Regions from separate parts of the Homo sapiens genome. Here region 2 is linked to region 1. Evidence: chromatin loops called from intact Hi-C (ENCODE). Cell type or tissue: heart left ventricle. All regions are shown on one strand. Links, peaks and the distances in the headings refer to the core of each region. The heading gives the core; the rest is flanking DNA.

What was found. Hi-C counts contacts between places; a loop is a spot of excess contacts. Peaks named below come from ENCODE experiments on the same cell type or tissue, not always from the same donor. Only the 100,000 strongest peaks of a DNase experiment are listed, where the experiment ranks them.
Region 2: a loop joins it to region 1, with 2.5 times the contacts of the local background. A loop is called at or near these places in 2 of 110 quality-filtered maps.

Annotation. Positions count from the first base shown.
Region 1 is chr12:114,502,454-114,513,988 of GRCh38, reverse strand. It overlaps the pseudogene RN7SKP216. Among named protein-coding and RNA genes, the nearest start is that of TBX5-AS1, 100 kb to the right of the region's middle. In heart left ventricle, for the core only: a CTCF peak has its summit at 5,258 (motif pointing right); a DNase peak (open chromatin) is centred at 5,268; H3K27me3 peaks cover 3,685 bases.
Region 2 is chr12:114,241,246-114,252,780 of GRCh38, reverse strand. LINC02459 (long intergenic non-protein coding RNA 2459) reads left to right here and starts at 11,011. Exons shown (of 2, transcript NR_146536.1): 1 at 11,011-11,053. RefSeq lists an enhancer at 10,483-10,777. In heart left ventricle, for the core only: a CTCF peak has its summit at 7,080; no DNase peak of the experiment used is centred there; H3K27me3 peaks cover 297 bases.

The DNA of each region.
Region 1 (11,535 bases), core at 1,368-9,367:
ACCATTTGGTGGCCTGAAACAATCATTTTATTTTGCTCACGATTTTGTGTGTCCGGAATTCTGGAAGGGCTTAGCTGGGGAGCTCTTGCCCAGGGTCTCTCATATAGTGCAGCCAAATGTTGGCAGATGCTAAAGGCATTTGATGGCGCAATTGGTCTGGGGATCTACGGTGGCTTACTTATAGCTGCCAAGTGACACCGGCTGTCAGCTACTCAGCTGGGCGGTTCACCACAGCATCCACACATGGCCTGACCATAGGGCAGTCTCAGGGAAGTTGGGAAGCTGGGTTTCTTATATGGTGGCCCAGGGTGCAAGAAAGAATGTTCCAGCAAATAAGGTGGGAGCTGGTTCACCTCTTAAGACTCAGCCTCAAAAACACACAGCATTAATTCCACTATACCCCATTGATTTTAACAGGGTCACTAAAGTCAGCCCAGATTCAAGGAGAAGTGACATAGAACTCATCACTCGAAGAGAGAGGTGTCAAAGAATTGACAGCCGTTAAACACACACACACACACACCCACACACACACACAAAATTAATATATTTTATATATTTGCATATATTTTACGTAATACATATATATATATAGGCATTGAGTCTTGCTCCATCACACAGGCTGGAGTGCAGTGGCATGACCATAGCTCACTGCAACCTCAAACTTCTGGGCTCAAGCGATCCTCCTGCCTCACCCTCCCAAGTAGCTAGGACTACAGGTATGTATCACCACACCTAGCTAATTTTTAATTTTTCTTGTAGAGATGAAATCTCACTATGTTGTCCAGGCTGGTCTCAAACTCCTGAGTTCAAGCGATCCTCTCACCTCAGCCTCCCAAGTAGCTGGGACCACAGGTGAGTGCCACCACACCTGGCTAATTTTTTGTATTTTTGATAGAGGTGGGGTTTCAACATGTTGCCCAGGCTGGTCTCAAAGTCCTGAGCTCAAGCCATACACCCACCTTGGCCTCCCAAAGTGCTGGGATTACAGGTGTGAGCCACCATGCCCAGCCTAAAAATATTAGCTTTTATCAAAGGGTTTGAGCCCCACTGGTGCTGTCTCCCTTTTATGAAGGGGGAAGTAGGTGCTGTGGTGAACAAGTGAAAACCTGAGATCACACAGCAAGCTAAGAATCAGAGCCAGGACTAAAAACCAGGTCTCCAGGCACCAGGGGCTGTGTCTCTTCCTCAAAGTCTCACGACCCTACAGAGGGAAGTAGAGAAGGTGGCCCCTGGCTCAATTGCCAGACAAACCCCCAGATGACCAGGCCCTCCTTTGACACTGCATCAGGGCTTTCTGCCTCCCATTCATTAACTCAAGAATGCATTTATTCAGCAATACGCTTCCTGGTGACAATGCTTGGACACGAAGATCTTTAGTTTGGGAGGTAGCCAAATTGGAGCTCTTGCCCTCTGAACTCATGTGGGTGAAGGTCTCAAGAGCACCATCTGCTGAGAGAAACTGACAAATGATATGGAAATGGCAATTTCTCAAGCATCTTGGCTCCTCGTCAGGTTGGGAAGTCACATCCTAAAGGTAGAAACCTACACACCCAGCTTGCTGCAAAGACTGGGAGTCTCCATCCAAGGCTCTCTGGTTGGCCAGGCTCAAGGTATTCACTGGTAATTAATATTATATTAATATGTTTGAGCATTTAATCCAGCCATGTGCTTTTTTTTTTTTTTTTTTTTTTTTGTTGAGATAGAATCTCACAGTCGCCCAGGCTGGAGTGCAGTGGCACGATCTCGGCTCACTGCAACCTTCACCTTCACCTCCCGGGTTCAAGCGATTCTTGTGCCTCAGCCTCCTGAGTAGCTGGGATTACAGGCACACACCACCATGCTCAGTTAATTTTTGTATTTTTCATAGAGAATTTGCCGTGTTTCCCAGGCTGGTCTCGAACTCCTGAGCTCGGGCAATCCGCCCGCCTCAGCCTCCTAAAATGCTGGGATTACAGGCGTGAGCCACCGCGCTCGGCCTGCAATGTGCATTTTCTTTCTTTTTTTAATTTTAAAATATTAAATTTTTAAATTATTTTTAAAAAGCTTTTGTGGGTACATAGTAGGTGTATATATTTATGGGGTACATGAGATAGTTTGATACAGGCATACAATACATAATAATCACCTCAGGATAAATGGGGTATAAATCATCTCAAGCATTTATCCTCTCCTTGTGTTACAAACAATCCAATTATACTCTTCTAGTTGTTGTTGTTGTTTTGCCAGTCAGATGGTTTAAATGCGTTCCTTATTTTTCTTCAACTTTTAAGTTCCAGGGTACAGGTGCGGGATATGCAGGTTTGTTACATAGGTAAACATGTGCCACGGTGGTTTTCTGCACAGATCAACCCATCACCTAGGTATTAAGCCCAGTATCCATTAGCTATTTCTCTTGATGCTTTTCCTCCCCCGGCCCCATCTTTTAGTTATTTTGAAATGTACAATAAATTATTGCTGACTGTGGTCACCCTGTTGTGCTATCAAATACTAGATCTTATTCCTTCTATCTAACTCTATGTTCACATCCATTAACCATCCCCAATTTCCATCCACTCCCCACTGCTTTTCCTACCCTCTGGCAACCATCATTCTACCCGCTATCTTCACGAGTACAGTTGTTTTCATGTTAAACTCACATTAATAAGTGAGAACACACAAAGTTTGTCTTTCTGTGCCTGGCTCATTTCACTTAATATAATGATCTCCAGTTCCATCCATGTTGGTGCAAATGACAGGATCTCATTCTTTTTTGTGGCTGAATAGTACTCCATCATGTATGTGTACCACATTTTCTTTATCCATTCGTTTGTTAGCAGATGCTTAAGTTGCTTCAAATTTTGGTGGTCGTGAATAGTGCTGCAATAAACATGGAAGCACAATGTGCATTCAATCTTTACAATAGTAAGTAGCAATATTATTCTCATTTTGTAGATAAAGTGGAGCCATAGAGATTTAAGATCACATGTTCATACAGATTTATATCCGAATTAGCCTGACGCAATATCTCCTTACTATAAACTATGCATCTTGACACTTGATTTTATTCCTTAGAGCATTATAATGCTTATACTGTACACCGCATTCACTTGCCTTATGTTGCTCTCTATTTTTTTTCAAGGATGTCAAACTTCCTCCCAGCCATTCGGGGGTACCTTGAGGTCTGGGACTAAGCTGCTTTTCTCTCGTCTCTGGTGAAGAGATACAAATGAATACTTATTAAACGTAACTCAGAATTAACTATTTATCTCTTTGCTTCTGACATGGAAATGTAGAGAAGTTATAAACTACCTCATACATTTAGATAAATTGTTTTTCTACAAATATTCTATGGGGTTTAAAAATAACAGCAAAAGATACAGCCATCCCTCACAACTGTAATGGCAATAAGGAAATATGCATTCGTGAAATTTATTAATAATTTCCTATCTCCAGAGAGTCAAGAATTTTAACTGTATTGTTTTTCCAGATCTGCTGACAAGTTGCAAACTTCATTTGAGTGGGGCTCCACATTCTCTTCCACTTCACCACTGACAAGACCATTTGCAAACAAATCCAGTCCCACCAATGGGATGTTCTATATGCAATTTTTTAAAATTATACTTTAAGTTCTGGGATACATGTGCAGAACGTGCAGGTTTGTTACATAGGTATACACGTGCCATGGTGGTTTGTCGCACCCATCAACCCGTCGTCTACATTAGGTATTTCTTAAATGCAATTTTAAAATCTAGTTCCCAGAGACCATAATTCCATCTTTTCTCTTTTGTGCCTTCGTTCCTCCAAGGAGTAGACTAGTGTGGGAAACAGAGCTAAATTAAGGATTAGAATACCTGGTCTCTTTGATTTTTTTTTTAAATCTTCTTTTAAACTATAAAAAATATTCTTTAAAAATTATAAATACATATATTCAGAAAATGTGTAGCTCAATGACCTACTGCAAAATCAACACCCACATAACCACCACTGAGGATTTGTGTGAGACACCGGGAAAGTCACTTGAGTGACCAGTGTCCCCAGCTGTTTGAAAAGGATCTTCTTAAACCATAGTACGTTTTATTTATTTATTTATCTAATTTTATTTTTTAAGTTCCGGGGTACATGTTCAGGATGTGTGGGTTTGTTACATAGGCAAACGTTCGCCATGGTGGTTTGCTGCACCTATCAACCCATCACTTAGGTGTTAAGCCCAGCATGCATTAGCTCTTTTTCCTAATGCTCTCACCCCACCCCATCCTCCCCCGACAGTCCCCAGCATGTATTGTTCCCTTCCCTGTGTCCATGTGTTCTCATTGTTCAGCTCCCACTTATAAGTGAGAACGTGGCGTTTGATTTTCTGTTCCTGCGTTAGTTTGCTGAGGATAATGGCTTTCAGCTTCATCTATGTCCCTGCAAAGGACATGTTCTCATTCCTTTTTCTGGCTGTATAGTATTCCGTGGTATATATGTACCACATTTCTTTCTTCAGTCTGTCATTGATTGATGGCCATTTGGGGTGTTTCTATGTCTTTGCTATCGTGAATAGTGCTGCAATGAACATGGGTGTGCATGTGTATTTATAAGAGAATGATTTATATTCCTTTGGATATATACCCAGTAATGGGATTGCTGGGTCAAATGGTATTTCCGGTTCTAATCATAATATGTTGTTTTTAATTACTACCTCCTACTCCATGAGTTGGATGAACTATAATTTATCAATGTCTGTATTGTTGGCCCGTTAGGTGGTTGTTTTCTTCTTTATTACGAATAACCTTCTAAGAAGTAGCTTGTTCCTCAATCTTGTTCATATTCATAGTGATTCCTTAGGAAAAACTCCTAGAAAATGAATTTCTAGGTCAAAATGGAATGATTTTAGAGCCTTCGCAAGGCACACAATTAGTATGAAGAAGAAAAAAATGTTCTATTACCCGAGTCTATTTTGCCAAATAAATTTGAGTAATAGAAAACATTTACTCATTGAATGAAGATGCTGTTTTTGGGAACAGACAATCCAGAGGGAAGCATGCAGGCAAAGAATGGTCTACGTTGGAGGTAAAAATATTTCAAGTTGCCATTTTCAAAAATTGTAGTTTAGTTCAAACGCTCTTGCTTCCACAAGAGGCTTTGAAACAGTTTAACATGAAAGCACCAGCATCATGAAGTCTAAAGCCACTCCAAGCAGAGCACAGTGGCCACAGCCAAGTTGCAAAATTGCTTTTTAAAAGCACTCAACACCCAGCTCATGGTGAAAAATGTCTTTTAATGTCCAGCCAAGACTCGGCCGCTAGAGGGCACTAACAATACATATTTCCAGGCAGTACCAACACCGCATGAACCGAGGTTGGTTTTCTGTCCCTTTCCATCCCATCAGCCAGAAACACAAAAGGACAATGGCCCTGCAAGCTGCCCCAAACCAGTGGAAATCTTCTAGCAAATAGGCCAGAACCTTTGCTGCCATGGGTCTTCTATCTTCCAAATTCTGATAACTTTAATATTCTGTGAAAAAACGTGTAGCTTTAACCATGAGAGGAAATCTATCAGCATATGGGGGGAGAAACAGACTTTGCTCAAAATAACCTGTGGCTTTTTGAACAAAGTTTTTGATGACTTTTTTCACTTCTGATGAATCAGATTCACTACTGAGTGACATAACCCTCATCAATTTCCTCTTTCTGCACCATTTGGCTTCCAAGGAGGTACTCTTGGCTTTTATTTCCTGCATGTTAAAGGAAATTTAGTAAGATTGATGGCTTAATGTGTAGCCAAATATCATACAACCTATAACCGGAGTGTTTTGTAACTATTAATAATTAATATGAGATGGGTACCCTAGTGGGTGATGTGCTTATTCTTGGCATCCCTAAAAGAAACTCCAAATCTCCAGGCTCTTTGAGCTGAGAGATAGGTGATAAATGGTAATGAATTAGAAGAATTAAATGCTTTCTAAGTCCCGCAGTGTTGGGGTTGCTAACACTGTATTTGTATAATGCTAGCATCTGTATCTGTTTGCTGTTTCTCTCAACAAAACACACACCTGGCTTCACTGAGGAGGACAGAAATGCCCTTAGACATTTATCCTATACCTCAAACCAAAGTAGGCTCTCTCTGAGCAGTCTAAGCTGTCTTATTGACCAGGCTTCAGATTCCGATCCTGGCTTCAAAGAAAATTCGGCTCCTCCGTGAGCAGAGGGGAGAGGAAGAAATCAGTCATTGGCTTTAAATTGCCCTGTAGCCTTTATTCTTAATTGAAAAGGTGCCTGGAATGCTAATGTTCCCCCCCCAACATTAGGCCTAAAGAAGAGGTACAAGTAAAGGAATTTGAGTCCAGTTTTGAAAATGGAGGTGCATAATCATTCATGACCCCCATTTTAGCAAATGAAGTTACCCCACATTCAGAAAATATCTTCTTGGTTGCCTCTTTGGCTACAAAGACATATGTCTTCTTTTTAATGGTCTCTTCATTTATCCTCAATGAGTTTCTGCACCTCTGAGCTTGAGTCTTTTTGGTTATCAGCAAACCACAGGAGCCTGATAATTTTGGAAGGGGCACATTCCGATGAGAAAGCACCTATCTCCATAACTTTCCGCTGCGGAAGAAGAAGAAAATGCCTTGGCAAAGATAAATGACTCTGGTTTTCATTCAGATCCAACATCCATCTTGGCAAAAACTAAAATCAGTTTGCAGGGATTAAAAACGTGGCATGGAGGTTAGACAGTCATTCCAGCAGACAAAGGTCTGTGAAAAGATAAGCCTAATTCTTTGGAAAATGAGACACATTGACTGCTAATATCTTGACTTTCTTCACATCCTTTTTTTCTCTTAAGAGAAGTTTCTCCTCTATGCTTTCCTTTTCTTGCTTGAATGTTTATCCATGGAAATGCTGGGTTATTTAAACCAATAACAAATCTCTAATATTGCTCTTGGCCGAAAACTTCTGAGAGAGGATGTGACAGAGACTTTCTTCAGAAAACAAGCACGTGAACTTCCAAGATGCCAGGCAGTACCTTAGACCCCATTAGAGCACAAAGAGAAAGAAACACATTTAATCAAAGAGCCTTTTCCCACACCCTCTCCTTTCCCCTGCTCAGTGTTTTGAATCCGCTGAGTGTTGTGTCAACGTTGGTTCCTAAGTTTGTGGTTTGTCAGAAGGGTTCAAAGGCAGCGTCTGATATTTGGATGTAGTATAACTCAATGGAATGTCTTGATCGTGTCTCAGAAATGCACTGCCATGAGGCAACAGGTCAGTGATGGAGGCCAGAAAAATAAAAGACTGCCCAGATTATTGGGGGAAGTTTACTCTCAAGACGGGGCATCACAACCACCAGGCTGAGGAAGTCCTCTCTGTATTGCTGGCTTTTCTCCTGCTCTTTCTTGGATGCATTTGTGTGTTTAAATCTTCTAAGATCTCTGGTCTTAGAGACCCAGAACTTGACAGTAAAAACTTACTTTGGATCAGAGAAGTTCCCAATGTATGGGCTACAGAGAATTTTAACATAAATTTAAAATGTAGTGCATTTTCACCTAGTGTGGACGCTTAAAACTGAATGCCAATAAGTCTCCTGGGATCTGGATACAAATGATAGAGGAAAGGGCTATTAAAACTTTGTGTAGGGTCAGGTAGATATTTAACGCTGAATTAAAGATGGGTAAACAAAAGCCTGAGATGCACACATAGAATCTAGAGAGATCAAGTGGCTTGCCCAGGGGCACTTTATAACTGGTAGTGATGATGGTGGTGATGGTGATGGTGGTGATTATGGTGGTAATTATGGTGTTGATGATGATAGTGGTGCTGATGACAGTAACAATGATAGTAGTGATGGCTGGTTTTAGTGCTGATGATGGTGGTGATTGTGGTGATGGCGGTGATGGTGATGATGGTGTTGGTGAGGTGGGGGTGAGGTTATGGTGATGGTAGGGATGATGGAAGCAGTGGTAGTGATGATAATTGTGTTGTGGTGGTAGTGGTAGTCGATATGATGATGGTCTGGGGGTGATAGTAGTTATGGTGGCAGTGGTGGTTGTGATGACGGAGGTGGAGGTGATGATAAAGACTAGATTTCCAAATCTGAAGGTTCCTAGTACCTATATCTCTTAGACCTTTAACCTGCTATGTTTTATCAAAGGATGTTGGAGTCAACATCTGCCACCCCATTGATCACCAGAGTTGATTTGGCTGATCTGGCTGGTTATGTGGGTGTCCCCTTCCTCCTTCACCACTCAATGGGCATTCCTTCCAAAGCTGCCCGCTCAGTCAAAGAAGACAACTTTAACTGATAGTAGACTTGTAGGAGAGCACACAGAATGTTGTAAGGGTGTTGTCAAGTTTTAATGTTTAATGTGTCAAGTTTATTGTATTTTTTCATGATAAAAATAATAAAACTCATTGAAGTATATGTGAAAAATATATAAAAGTTAAAGGATAAATAGCAGGTATATCTGAGAGGCACAATTTCAGGGCATGTTTGCTTCTGGTTTTCAATATGTATGTTTTGGAGGACAATTTTTTTTTTTTTACCACATATTGGTTTTGTTTTTGTGATCCAGAAAAAGAAAGAATTTGGAGTGTCAATAAGAGCCCTTATTGTAATGCTTCTCTGACACAATAGTGTCTATATAATTACTCCGATATTGTAAATGAGAAAACCGAGAGTCTAATTTGCCCCGGTATCCTACCGAGAATAAATGGCAGGGCCAGAATTCAAACCCAGGTCTCCGTAACTCCAAAGTCATGCTCGTATCCAATGTATGTCACTGTCTCCCGAGGGTGGCCCTTTAGGTCATCACAGAAACACTGTCCCCAAGGATGACAACTCAAGGATGTGAGGGCGACCTGGCTGCAACATCTGCCACCCCATTGATCACCAGGGTTGACTTGGCTGATCTGGCTGGCTAGGTGAGTGTCCCCTTCCTCCCCCACCACTCAATGTGCATTCCTCCCAAAGCTGCCCACACAGTCAAAGAAGATGACTTTTACCGATAGAAGAGGGCTGTTCTTAGCCAAGGGTGTAGGAGTAGCAGCTCTCCCCTCCTAGAACCTCCAGACAAGCCCTCCAGAAGCCTTACAATGTGGTCTTCTGATAGTTTTTATAATTCAGGCTTCTCAGACCAACTCATCCTGAGTTTTGTTCCAAAGCAAATGTTGCTTTAGCAAGATTCTAGTGAACTTGGGGTCTAGTCTTCCTGGAATCATAGTCTTTTAAGAATTGGACATGTTCTCGGCAGGCTTCTATTCCAAAGTCTATCCTTAGTGCAGAAATGCTTTCTTAACATTCCAGGTAGACTGTCCTCACTTTGTTCATGAATGCTGCCTTGACAGGGAGTTCTTGCTCCCCAACAAAGACACACACACAAGAAGAACTCTCCCTTTTAAAACTTCAACCACATGTTCAGCTGAAGTTGACTTCCCAAGTAAACTTCATCAATTACTCAGAATGAGGCTGTTTTCTCTTCAACAGCACAATTCTCTACATATTTGTGGGCAGCAGCTTCTGTCCCCAGGATTTGCAGTCACAGACCGCTTCATCTGTTTGTCTAAACTTCCGGGATCCCTTCCTCTTGGTATTTCCTGTCGTTCACAAACACTGGAACCCCAGACCTGAATCCTAGTGCTGTTCCCATCAAACAGAACCTTGGTTTAGATGCTATTCTGTGACTGCAGCCCCACATGCCTCTGAGTTATTATTTTATTTATTTTTTTATTGAGATGGAGTCTCACTCTGTCACCCAGGCTGGAGTGCAGTGGCATGATCTCGGCTCACAGCAAACTCCGCCTCCTGGGTTCAAGCGATTCTGCTGCCTCAGCGTCCTGAATAGCTGGGATAACAGGTGCACAGCACCACGCCTGGCTAATTTTTGTATTTTTGTTTAGTAGAGATGGGATTTCACCATGTTGGCCAGGCTGGTCTCAAACTCCTGACCTGAAGTGATCTGCCTGCCTCGGCCTCCCAAAGTGCTGGGATTACAGGCATGAGCGACCATGCCTGGCCAACTCTGAGTTATTTCTTTAAACAAATTTATTGAGATATAAATCACACACGTCATACAATTCACTCCTTGAAAGTGTACAACTCAATGATTTTCAGTATTTTTACAGATACAGACAACTATCTCCACGGTCCATTTTTGAACATTCAAAAAGAAACACTGTGCCCTTTAGCTGATTCCCCTAACCCCTGTCCCTCCCAGCCCTGTCAATTAGGGATCTGCTTTCTCTATATATAGAATTTCCTGTTCTAGACATTTTATATGAATGAATCTTGCAATATGTGGTCTTTTATAACTGGCTTCTGTATTAGTTCGTTCTCACTCTGCTATAAAGATACAGCCAGAGACTAGGTAATTTATAAAGAAAGGAGGTTTAATTTACTCAAGTTTCACATGGCTGGGGAGTCCTTAGGGAACTTACAATCATGGAAGAAGGCAAAGGGGAAGCAAGGCACATCTTACGTGGTGGCAGGAGAGAGAGAGCCAGAAGGGGAAAGTGCCGAATGCTTATCAAACAACCAGATCAGCTGAGAGAACTCACTCACTCTCACAAGAACAGCAAGGGGGGAATTCACCCCCATGATCCAATCACATCCCACCAGGTCCCTCCTTCAAAAAATGGGGATCACAATTCAAGATGAGATTTGGGTGGGGACACAGAGCCAAACCGTATCAGCTTCTTTCACTCAGCATCATGTTTTCAAGTTTCATTCAAGTGTGGCACATGTAGGTACTTCCTTCTTCTTATGGCTGAATAACATACCATTGTATGGATAAACCATTTTGCTTATTCATTCATCAATTAATGGACATTTAGGTTGTATTCCTTGAGTTATTTTGACCTTATTATTGGTGAGTTTCAGTAACCCAAACCGTCAAGTTACAGTCACAGCAGCTGGGATGAAGCCACTTCTTCATCCTATGTTTTCGCATCACATTAAAAAATAAATATGAGCTTAAATTCGTTACTTAGCATGTTAGCTAGCAATATTCCAAATTTTAGGCTCTTTAAAAATCATGCAAATCTGAGATATTCTTTTTATCATCTCTAAACAGGGCCACCTTCAGGGTCATTATTGGTGATAAGAGGTGGGTTCAACGCCAAGTTTGGCACCGAAACAGTGTTTTCCCAAAGCAAGTTCTCTAAGTATCTAATTCCATGAGATAGGAATAGATGTCATGAAAAAGGGAGCCATCACCAACAGGGCATGGACCACTTCAGTCCCTTAGTCTGTTTCTATCCAGAGACCAAAGAAATGTCATTTTTCTGAGGCAATGGGATCCTGTGGGTCCTGGGAGATGGGGGCACAGGGACCCAGTGGGTCGCTTGCACTAGACCAAGTTTGAAGACTGATCACCAATCTCCCTCTGCCACTGCACTGAAGGTCTTGAGTAGACAGTAGCTTTCTGGAAAGAAGTTCCTCATTGTTTCTCTTTCTGGTTCTTGGGACACATTTTCCATCATCCCGTAGGAATCAGTGCCAAGGCCTAAGGTGACTTTGGCTCAGTGAGAAGCTGCAATTGTTTCCCACCCAAATTCCATGTCGCGAGAATTCTTGGCTAGC
Region 2 (11,535 bases), core at 2,123-10,122, 260 kb after region 1:
GAAGAGTGTGATCATAGGCTCTCTGAAGCTGATGGGATCCCAAAGGGGCTGGCAGCTGAAGGCTCTCTGTAGCCTTCAGCTCCCAGCATCTAATCATCGCAGCACCCGCCATTGCAAGTGATAGAGTCAGGGCCCCCACTTCATAGAAACGGTGCTAAGCACAGTGCAGCACTTTCTTTAGAAGAAGATGCCACACAGTCACATCAACCCTCACGTGTGTCAGCTGCAGTCAGACGCTGACAATTACTTCATGGGGCAACCTCATCTGCAAAATCCATTTCCAACTTGGCGACCATTGATGGTTTCTTCCCATTTCTGGGCTGGCATATGAGACTCTGGGGTTCTGCTGAATGCGCTGAGTCATTCTTGGGATTATACTGAATTTTTGCATCTTGGGGTATCCCAGAACATTTTTACAAATCCATATATAGTTATCTACCATCTCTTCCTCTTCATTAAACCTGTTTAGCAGTCTCTTCGAATGCAATGGGCACCTTCTAAAATCAACGTGACTCATGGAAATTTCTTAGAAAGTGCCAGTTTGGTCACCAACATATATTCTTTCAATCAGGCCTAACAGGTTATTTTTCTTCCCCAGAGTTGGACTATATTGCTTTTTGTGTGAGCATCAGTGAAGCAATAGGCTTGACAAACTTCGGGGTCATGTTGTATTACAATAAACATCTTTAAACTCTTGAGTCATACTCAAACCCAGTGAGGATCACAAGAGGAGAGGCCCGTGCAAACAGAGAGCTCATCAGGTCCATTCCTCACTCTTGCCCACTCTGCTCTCAGAAGTTGACCACAATGGCCTAAGAAAGCTGGATTCCCTTGCCCTCTGGCTTCTGATTAAATTTGGCCAAAAGGAGTCACCAGCAGCAGACCAGATGCATTAAGTAATTCCTGTCTGTCTTGGAGAGTGGGAGGGAAGAAGAAGAGAGATATTTGTTCCCTCTATTCCCTGCCTGGTGGGCTGTGGTTTGGCAGTGGCTGCCTTCCAGTATGCTGCAGCTCTGGCTCTCTGTGGGTCCTGGTATCACTGTTCCCTTCCTGCCTCTTCCGACTGAGGGTAGTAACTGCTCCCCATTGTTAATAATCCCGGGGTTCATTACCTCCCTGTGTTGTTTTCCTTAATCCTGCTCACTTTTCTGCAAACCTTCTTCATTTTAACTCCTTTCAAACAACCCCTAGGTTTGTCATTGGTTTCCTGCAAGGACCCCAATTGATACATCTCCCCTCTTACCTTCCCACTGGGTGGACACTCAGTAAATAGAGGGGTGGGAGGAACCAACTGTACTATTGAATCTGCTTTTCTCTCTCTCTTTCCCTAACCACACACAGGAGAATTCTTTTAAATGTAATGCAGATCTGATCTGATTCCATTTAACTTTTTCATTTCCCACCTTCCTGAAAATGACAGTGGCTGCCTGGCTAGTCTTCTCTACCCAAGGCAAAGCCATTATAGCCACCTTCACACATATCACAAAAGAATTATGTAACTGAAAGAAAAAATATTTCACCCCAAAATATACTCTTTTTTAAAAAACATATTTTGAGACAGATGGTCAGAGGTCCTGCAAACAGAAGAAGGCCTATAAACCTGTCTTCTGGGAGGGGACATTTGCACTTGTACAGAAAATCTGCATTGATGCAGCCAGGTCTTCTCTGAGGTCTTCCCTTCTCTGAATCTAGGAAAGATGAACTGAGAGTCTGTATTAGTCCATTCTCACACTGCTAATAAAGATATACCCAAGACCGGGTAATTTATAAAGGAAAGAGGTTTAATTGACTCACAGTTCTGCATGGCTAGGGAGGCCTCAGGAAACTTGCAATCATGGCAGAAGGGGAAGCAAACACGTCCTTCTTCACATGGCAGCAGCAAGGAGAAGTGCCAAGCAAAAGAGAAAAAAGCCCCTTATAAAAATAACAGATCTCATGAGAACTCACTATCACAAAAACAGCATAAGGGTAACCGCCCCGATGATTAAATGACCTCCCACCGGGTCCCTCCCACAACACGTGGGGATTACAGGAACTATAATTCAGGATAAGATTTGGGTGGGGACACAGCCAAACCATATCAGAGTTTGACACTTTTTAAAGGTCTGAAAGGAACATCTGCCATCTATTTTCTCTGAGACCTGCTAACTGTGAGGTTTTATCTAAACAGCAGGAGCACCTATGATAGCCAGGCCTCCTCTTCTTCCCCTCCCATAATTTGTTGTGCCATAATCCAAGCCCCCATTCTTTCTATAACCTCAAGATAGTATATAAGCTACTATATCCTACTGGGGTGTTGTGAGTAATTACTCTGCAGTTCTCTCCTGTGTTCATGCTAATAAATTTGTATGCCTTCTCTCCAATTAATCTTCCTTTTGTCAGTTGATTTTTCAGTGAACCTTCAGAGAGACAAGGAGAAGCTTTCCCTTGGCCCCTACATAAGCAATGGATCTAGATGGGCCATATCATTCCTTTCTCAATGATAGCCAAAGTGTAATTTTGACATTCATAAATTTCAATGTTTATCTTGGTTTAAGAGTCAAGTTTCCCCTTCAGGAGAGAGGTGGTATAAGGTGGTTTAGATAGAGGTTTCTTGAGACAATTTATTTTGTGGCTCTGGATGAGTTTTATAATTTTTCTCTGCCTTGATTTCTTTGTCGGTCACAGGGATATTATGGTGATACCTACCTCATAGGCTGTCCAGAGGATCAATAAGACAATGCTTGTCAATCTTAGAACAATTTAAGGGCCAAAAAAGTGATCGATACTTCTTATTAATCACTAGTTACCCCAATGAGGCCTCTTTCTTCACTCAGTCCTCCTCCCTTAATAATTAAATTAATATTTGCATCTCTGCTGTGTGCATTGTTCCTAATTGCCTCTAGTGATGGGTACCTAACATTTATGCAGCTTAGACCAACATTGTTTGGACAGGAAAGTCTACTCCTGCAGCCCCTGAAGAAATATCTTGGGCTCAACACAGCCTTACTGTGGAGCACAGCCTTGACATGTGTTTTCTCATGGAACTGTCACTAGAACGATTTGAGGCAGGAGATAATACACCTAATTTATGGATAAAGAAACTCTAGCTCTAATTGCCAGCATTGATGAGAATGTGAAACAACAAGGGGCTCAACCAGTGCTGGTGGGTTGTAAATGGATGCAATCCACCTGGGGAACAGGATGGCGTTGCCCGCTGAGGCTGATTGTGCACACACCCTATAAGCCAGAAATCTGAGGCCTAGGCGTGTGCCTGAAAGACACTCTTTTGTGTATGTTCTGGGAGACACACAGGGCAATGCTCATAGTAGCATCATTTGTAAAGCAATGACTGGGAATCAATCCAAAGGTCTATCATCAGCCGAATGGACAATTAAAGTGTGGCATATCCACATACTAGAACACCAATCAACAGTGAAAAATGAATGTATTACAGCTGCATGCTTCAACAGGGGAAGACTCCTAAAGACATAATGTGAAGACAAAATGCAACTCACAGAGGGATGCATAAGCCCGTTTCCATATATATAAACTGCAGAAAAGCAAAATAAGGGCCATATATTGTTAGGAAACAGAGATGTGTAGTAAAATGAGAAAGAAAAGTAAGAGAATGATTGTTACAAAAAAAATCAGGGTAGCAGTTCCTTCTCAATGTGGGTGGGGAGGAAGAAGAATGCAAGGGAGGAGGGGCCCTGAGGGACATCTGAGATATTTCAGATGCTGTTGCATTGGTGTCCATTTTATCATTGCTCCTTAAATTGCTCGTTTATACTTGCTATACTCTTGAGAAAGGATGCTCTATTTCAAAATAAGACTCTAACCAATTCCCAAAGCTCAGAGAGGTGAAGCTGCTTGCCTTAAGTCACACAGCTGTTGTGTAGCAGATCCCTGGTTCTGGAGGCTCAAAGCTGAATCACTCACTCTTTCATCTCTTGGGTAGCGTAAATACAGAAGGACAAAATAATTGCTAAAGAAAAGGGACCCATAAACAGATGATTTATTTTTCATACAAGAAATTTATTGAGTAACTACATTGTGTCGGGCACTGTCCAAGGTGCTGGTGATTTAGAGGTGAAGGAAATGAACCGGGAATCTGCCCTCAGGCACTTGGCATTCTATGGTAGATGGAGGCTAAACAAATTTCATAAGTATGACACATACGTTTTTAAAAAAGATATAACTCATTGTAATACAATCATATGTCGCACAACGTTTAAGCACCTGGGAATCTGATTTGGGGGTACAAATGTACGTAGGTTTCTAGTCCTTTCTAAGATCAGCGTTTTGTTTATTAACTTCTTTTGGTACAGGTGATAAATCTACTTGTTCTGGCAGGTATTGCCTGTATTATTTGTGTGTTTATGAGCCTTCTGGCAATTTTAAAATGTCAAAGTAGGACTCATTTAAAAGCCATTTTAAGTTTGTAAAAAAAAAAAAAAAAGCATGTTTTACCCCACAAAATGCCATTATAAAAATACATAATATATGTATTTTCACATATATTATGTAAAGGAAGGATGAAAGGAACTCAGAAAACACAAAAAATACATATATTATATATTTTCTGAGTTCCTTTCATCTAGTTTCAGGTCTGAGAATGGTGCTTATTTTTTCTTGCATGATTGATCCCTCTTATGCCCATGACATTTCATTGCTTATGGCTTTATCAGTTTGGGGAAGAAGCAGATGATTTTCAGGGAGGAATCCCCCTGGACCTGGACAATGGCCTTTACTCCCACCTGCATGAGGCCAAACCTGACTTTCCTGGGTAATCCAATGAAGGGGTTGCAGGACAAAATCAGTGATCCATCAGCCTGGCTTAGTTGGGCTCATAGGGCTACTGAGAGGGATTCAGGCCCCACAGAGCTAAATATCCTAACTTTCCTCCCTAGAAGGCCAAAAAATAAAAATAAAAAATTAAAAAAAAATTTAAAAAAAAGATGCAGGATGACAAAGAACCCATCAGACTTATTGTTAAACACATCTTGCTCACAAAATCTCATATGTTCTAAGATGGGCATTATTGGGCCCATTTTACCTACTGAGAAAATTGAGTCTTGAAGAGGTGACTCAACTTGTGCAATGTCACATGGAGACACAATCAGCATCTGAACTCATGGCCATTGGCTTGCAGATTCAGAGCTCTTGAATGGTCATCCCCAGTGAAACAGCCAAGGTTCCAGGAAAGATCAGGACAGTCTCAGGAGAGAGATGGAAACCATGCCCTCTTCTTCACCCCATCCCCAGCCCTGAACCTGTTCCTGTGGGGCCTGGGAATTAGGTCAGACAAATCAAATATACAAAGTGTAGCCTTTGTTTGACTGTCTTATCTAATGTGCCTTCTCCCCCCATGGACAGCTGTGTCCTATCAGATGGGTGGGAGCTAGGGAGCCAGTTAGGGTCTGCCGCACTGTGAGACTCTGCCTGCTGGCCTTTGAATCTGCAGGAGATCAGGAGAGCATGGGACATGGGGGACTTAAAGACAAAGAGCACAGAGAGTGCTGTGTTGTCAGCAGCCTGCCTTGGACATCTTTTCCTCCATTAAAGCCAAAAGGATGAATGTGAACATCTTCTAGAAACCACTAATTTCCTGGAGATTAGAAATGAATGTCATGACACTTGATGAGCACCATCCAGGTGCCAGCCACCATGCCAACTGCATTTTCAAGTAGTGTCTTTGTAAACATCCGGATGCATATACTGTTATTACTGCCTTTGACCAGAAGACTGAAGCCAGTTGCCCAAGGGAAGCTACCCAGTTGGCTGTAGAGCATGGAATTGAAGTGGACTTTCTAAAAGTCCAGGGTTTCATCCCTCCCTCCCAGCTAGTGGGCGTTCCTTCAAGCCTCACCCAAAGTCCCTTGAAGGACGCCCCCCACACACAATATTTTTAGCCACCTGTGGTGTGGAGCGAGTGCCCATCTGAAGAGAAGACGTGGGAGTTCAGGCAAAAATTGAGAGCAGAAGGGAGGAAGGAAACAAGAGAATGCACCTTATTAATATTGAATTTAGATAATAGAAAAAAAGATAATACAGAAGTAGGAACATGTTCCTATATCTCCTTCTGTTTCCCTAGAGTAACTACCATTAACAATTTGTTCTTTATCCACCCAGGCCCTTTTCTCTACATCTATATATACAAAATGAGAGAGACCCCGAAACTATATATAAAATAGTTTGTGGGTATTTGAGCTGTGTAAGACCTTTAACCCAGAAACTATACTAGGAACCTGATTCTACAGAAACTCTCACATGTCTGTGAAAGGTACAAGCATATTCATTTTAATATTCTTTGTTGAAAGAATAAAAAATTAGGATAAAATATACCTCTATCAATATAAAATAGCCTGAACCACCCCCCAAACTATATATCCATAGATATATCTATATGGAAAGATAGATATATATCCATAGATGTATCTATATGGATAGATATATATTTATAGATATATCATATAGATACATATCTATCTAGCCTATGAATAACTATGGATATATAGTTTGGAGGGTTGGTTCAGGCTATTTTCTATTTTCTATAGATACATCTCTATGGCTAGACAGATATCCATAGATATTTCCATATAGATACATATTCATATAGATATATCTATTGATATATCTATGGGTATATAGTTTGGGGGTTAGTTTAGGCTATCTTCTATTGACAAATATATTTTTTCTAATTTTTCATTCTTTCAACAAAGAACATTAAAATGAACATGGTTGCACCTTTGCACCGTATATCCATTCAGATACACAGCTTAGGGAATTGGTTTTCCTTTCATTTCTATGTTTTTACATAAAAGAAAATATCCTGCATATATAGTTTTCTTTTTTCTTCTTCTTTTAGCTCTGTGTGCTGGATTAATTCTTTCTGCCCATGTATATCTATCTCTACCTTTCTCTACCCCGCTCTGCACCCTGGGGAACTGCATCATTACACTCCCTTGCTCTCTAGTTTCTGGCTGGGTTTGGCTAATGAGGCACCCCAGCTCCTCTTCCCCCTCCGGCCTACAGCGGTAACAGCTCCCTCATGTTGCTACACTGCCCCTTGTTGGTTTCTTTAAACCCTGCTCACACCTTTACAAATAGACCCTTTGTTTAACTCTTTTTAAATGACTCAGTTTAAATGTGCCATCAGTGTCCTTCTGGGGCCCTAAAGAAAACACTATATAATCTGAACATCTTCTCAGATTGGAACACGCAGGATGACCTCATTTCTTTAATGACTGCCTACTAGTCCAGAGTATGGATGGAGCAGAGTTTAGTCAGGCTATTTGCTATTGACGAAGATATATTTTTTTCCTACATTTTCATTCTTTCAACAAAAAATATTAAAATGAATATGCTTTTACCTTTGCATAGACATGTGAGAGTTTCTGTAGAATAAGGGTCCTAGTATATTTTGTGGGTTAAAAAGGGCTTACATGGCTCAAATACCCACAAGTAAAACTCCTCTTCAAAAAGAAGGTACAGGCTTACCTTTTTAGGGGGTCACTGGCATTTATCCAGAAACCGCAAGATTTTCAGAGATTGAACAAGAACAGGAGGACTGATCCCAAAGATGGTGGGAAAGAGGGTTCAGGGGATGCAGATGCCAGGGAGGTAACCCCAGCCTGGCTGGCTCTCATCTCTGGGGGCTGCTCCTCCATCCTTGATGCAGACAGCAGCACTGAGCATGGGGAGAGAGGTTGAAAGGATAGAGATAAATGCTAATCTCTAGTGTAAACAGTTCTCAGGGCTGGACACTCTCTGGACATGCCACAATCCCCCACTGGGAAGGAGATGAGATAGCTCGGGAGGCCAAAGCTGGATTGGGGTAAAGGAAAGGGAGATTGGGAGAGACGGGAAGAAACAGGGGCCAAGGAACCCATCATTTATGTGTCTGACAGCCATGGGAGCAGCCCGACTGGAGACAGAGGGAATCCTCGAACAGGACCGGGGTAGAGGAGAAAAGCCGGTCATGGTGAGGCATAAAGGGCAGCAGAGACCCTACCCTCATATATCACAGGGAGGCCCGGTCAAGGTACTGTTCAAGGGTGATGTGCAACCCATAAACCGATTAGTAATTTGAGCCAATGACCTTGAGTGTGACCTTAGCAAGTTACTTTCCTTCTATGGCCCTTCGTTTTCCCATCTGTCAGATTGGGGTTGTATTCCCTGCTTTACCTATGAGAGTAGAGACAATGCTCTTAAATTCCATGCTTCTAGGTGAAATCAGGTGAAAATAAAGAGCAGGATATTTCTTGAAAGACAGAAGAATTTCTCAAGGACAGGCAGAAAGGGGACAGGGTGGAAGAGGAAAAGGGAAGTTGTAGGCAAAACAGCACATTATTAAGTATGTCGAGGCTCATGCAGGCCTGGGGTTGAATCTCAGCTCCTTCATTTGCTAGCTGGGGGACCTTGGGCAAGTCACTTACCCTCTTGATTCTCTATTCTACATTGTTATAGGAGTATAAAGATGATAGCTGCCTCATAGAGTTATGAGAATGAAATGAGACCATTCATATAAACTGGTTAGCTCTGTGCTTGCCGCTTAGTAAATTCTTAGTAAGCATTGGGTATTGTCTCTACCCTAGGTATGGTGGCAGTACCTGGGCACCATGGTTAATGGCATTTTCCAATGGTGCCTGCAATAATATTTCTCATTCATCATTCTCTTCTGTAATGTTACCTTGTCACTTCCCCACCAAGAGGTGGAGCCTAATTCCTTTCCCTTGAATCTGGGCTGGTCTTAGCAACTCATGTATAACCAATGAAATGCAGCAGAAGTGACATAGTATAATTTCTGAGGCTGAATCAGAAAAGCTTCTGCAGCTTCCTCCCCATTCTCTTGGAACACATCTTCTCTAGATGTTCCCTGTTGGGATATCTGGAGCGCAGCTGCCATGTTGTGAGAAGCCCAAGCTACAAGAAGAGCCCACATGTAGGTTTCAGTTGAGCCTAGCATTCCAGGTATCCCAGCCCAGGCACCAAAGAGATGGTTAAGAGGTGGGTGGATTACCTGAGGTCAGTAGTTCAAGACCAGCTTGATCAACATGTAGGTTTCAGTTGAGCCTAGCATTCCAGGTATGCCAGCCCAGGCACCAAAGAGATGGTTAAGAGGTGGGTGGATTACCTGAGGTCAGTAGTTCAAGACCGGCTTGACCAACATGGTGAAACCCTGTCTTTACTGAAAATACAAAAATTAGCTGGGCATGGTGGTGGGTGCCTGTAATCCCAGCTACTTGGGAGGCTGAGGCAGGAGAATTGCTTGAACCCAGGAGGCAGAGGTTGCAGTGAGCCTAGATCGTGCCATTGCACTCCAGCCTGGGTGACAGAGCAAGACTCCGAAAAAAAAAAAAAAAAAAAAAAAGAAGCTTCCAGATGCTCCCAGCTCCCACTGTTCAAGTCACTGCTAGCCATGTGTCTTCCAAGCTGAAGTTCCAGATACTGTGGACTAGAGACAATTCATTACCCACCACGCCTTGTCTGACTTCCTGACCCATGGAATCTGCGAGCTTAATAAAATAATTGTTGTTTTACACCATTAATTTTGGGACCATTTGTTACATGGCAGCAGATAACTGGAAGGTGAACCATGAGCTGATAAGGTTCAGGCCCCTTATCGTACAAACTTGTCTAAGACCTCTTATCCCTGTTGTTGCCTTGTTCAGTTCTAGGAGCATAAATAGCCCCTATGCCCACCCCAAAGTATGTTGGGGATACCAGGGCTTGCCACCCCACTGGTCATATTCTAGGGGTCCTACCAAGAGGCTGGGCGTTTTCAGAATTTGCCTGGCAGGATAATATCTCTTTTTATTCCCTTCTTAGTCATGTTAGACCAGAGTCCTTAGACATGTTTATGGTGTAGCAGTGATACTGAAGGCAAGAAATACCACAAATGATACAAACTACAAAGCTGGGTGGATAATATGACATTAGAATAACAGATCCCAAAGGGCACCATCTCAGAAGGAAGTTTCATATAATAGGAACAAAAATAGGCTACTGTAACTGACAAGTGATAGTAATAATAATGGCAATAATAATTGTAGTAGTCAGAATTTTCCCTCGCAAGTGACAGAAAACCTAACAGGAGCTTAAGCCCCAAAGGCAGTTGCTTGGCTAAATGCAATAGGTTTAGTAATGGCTTGATCCAGGGACTGGGTCTTTTTTTCACTTTCTTTCAGGAGTGGGTGTTATTTTCTTTCTGCCTACATTTAGTCTACCTCAGTCCTGCTTTTCGCAAAGTAGTGGCTGCTCGCAAATCCAGGCTTACATTCTCATCTCCAATAAGAGAGCATGCTTCTCCATCAAAAAAGCCAGTGAAAGTCTATGACACATCTGTCTTATTGGTTCTAATGTGGCCACATGACATCTGTGACTCCCTAAGGCAGGGAGGAGCTGTGATTGGTCACCCTGAGTCACATGCCCATTGTAGCTGGGGGTGGAGTCACAGCACTTAAACTAACCTAAGGCAGGAAGGAGCTGTGATTGCCCATCCTGAGTCGCACGCCCATTGTAGCTGGGGGTGGACTCATGGCACCTAAACCACCCTAAGCCAGGAAGGAGCTGTGATTGGCCATCCTGAGTCACATGTCCATAGTAGCTGGGGGTGGAGTCACAGCACCTAAACTAACCTAAGTCAGGAAGCATCTGTGATTGGCCATCCTGAGTCACATGCCCATTGTAGCTGGGAGTGGAGTCACGGCACCTAAACCAACGTAAGGCAGGAAGGAGCTGTGATTGGCCACCCTGAGCCACATGCCCATTAGTAGCTGGGGGTGGAGTCACAGCACCTAAACCACACCCTAAGGCAGGAAGGAGGTGTGATTGGCCATCCTGAGTTACATGCCCGTTGTAGCTTGGGGTGGAGTCACAGCACCTAAAGCGCATGGACTGGAAGTAGAGGGAAGGGCAGTTTCCCAGAGGAAAACCAGAGTGATATCATTAGAAAAAAGAGTTCCTGCTGAGAGGCAAAGATTTACACATGCAGACCCCAGCCACTATTTACTGAGGGCTAGATTGTACCAGGCACTTTACCTGTGCTGTGATCATGTAATCCTGTCAAGTAAGTATTATCCCTATCTTGCAGATGAAGAAACTGACACTCAAAGAGTGTCTTGCTTAAGGTCCCACGGTGACAGAACTGAGATCAGAACATGGTCACCTGACTGCAAAATTCGTGCCTTTGCCCCTCTATGCCCCAAAGTCCTCCATCTCTTTTTTATACCAGAAAAAAATACACAAAAAACCCCAAAACACGTGTGATGAATGACATTCTCACATACAACCTGTCCTGTGGGGTTAAACTCAATTCCTCTTGTGAGACCTCTATTCGACCCTTCTCTCTCCCACTCCAGTAAGCATTCTAGAATTCAAGATAATAGAAATGAGGTCATTAGAAGACCAGCCTTAAGATCTTTAATTTTTATTATAAAAAATTTCAAACATAAACAAAGTAAACAGAATAGTGTAGTGTATTCCTCTCCCTGTACCTTCTGCCAGCTTCAGCAATTACCAGCATCTGTATTGTCATATCTATTCCTTCCC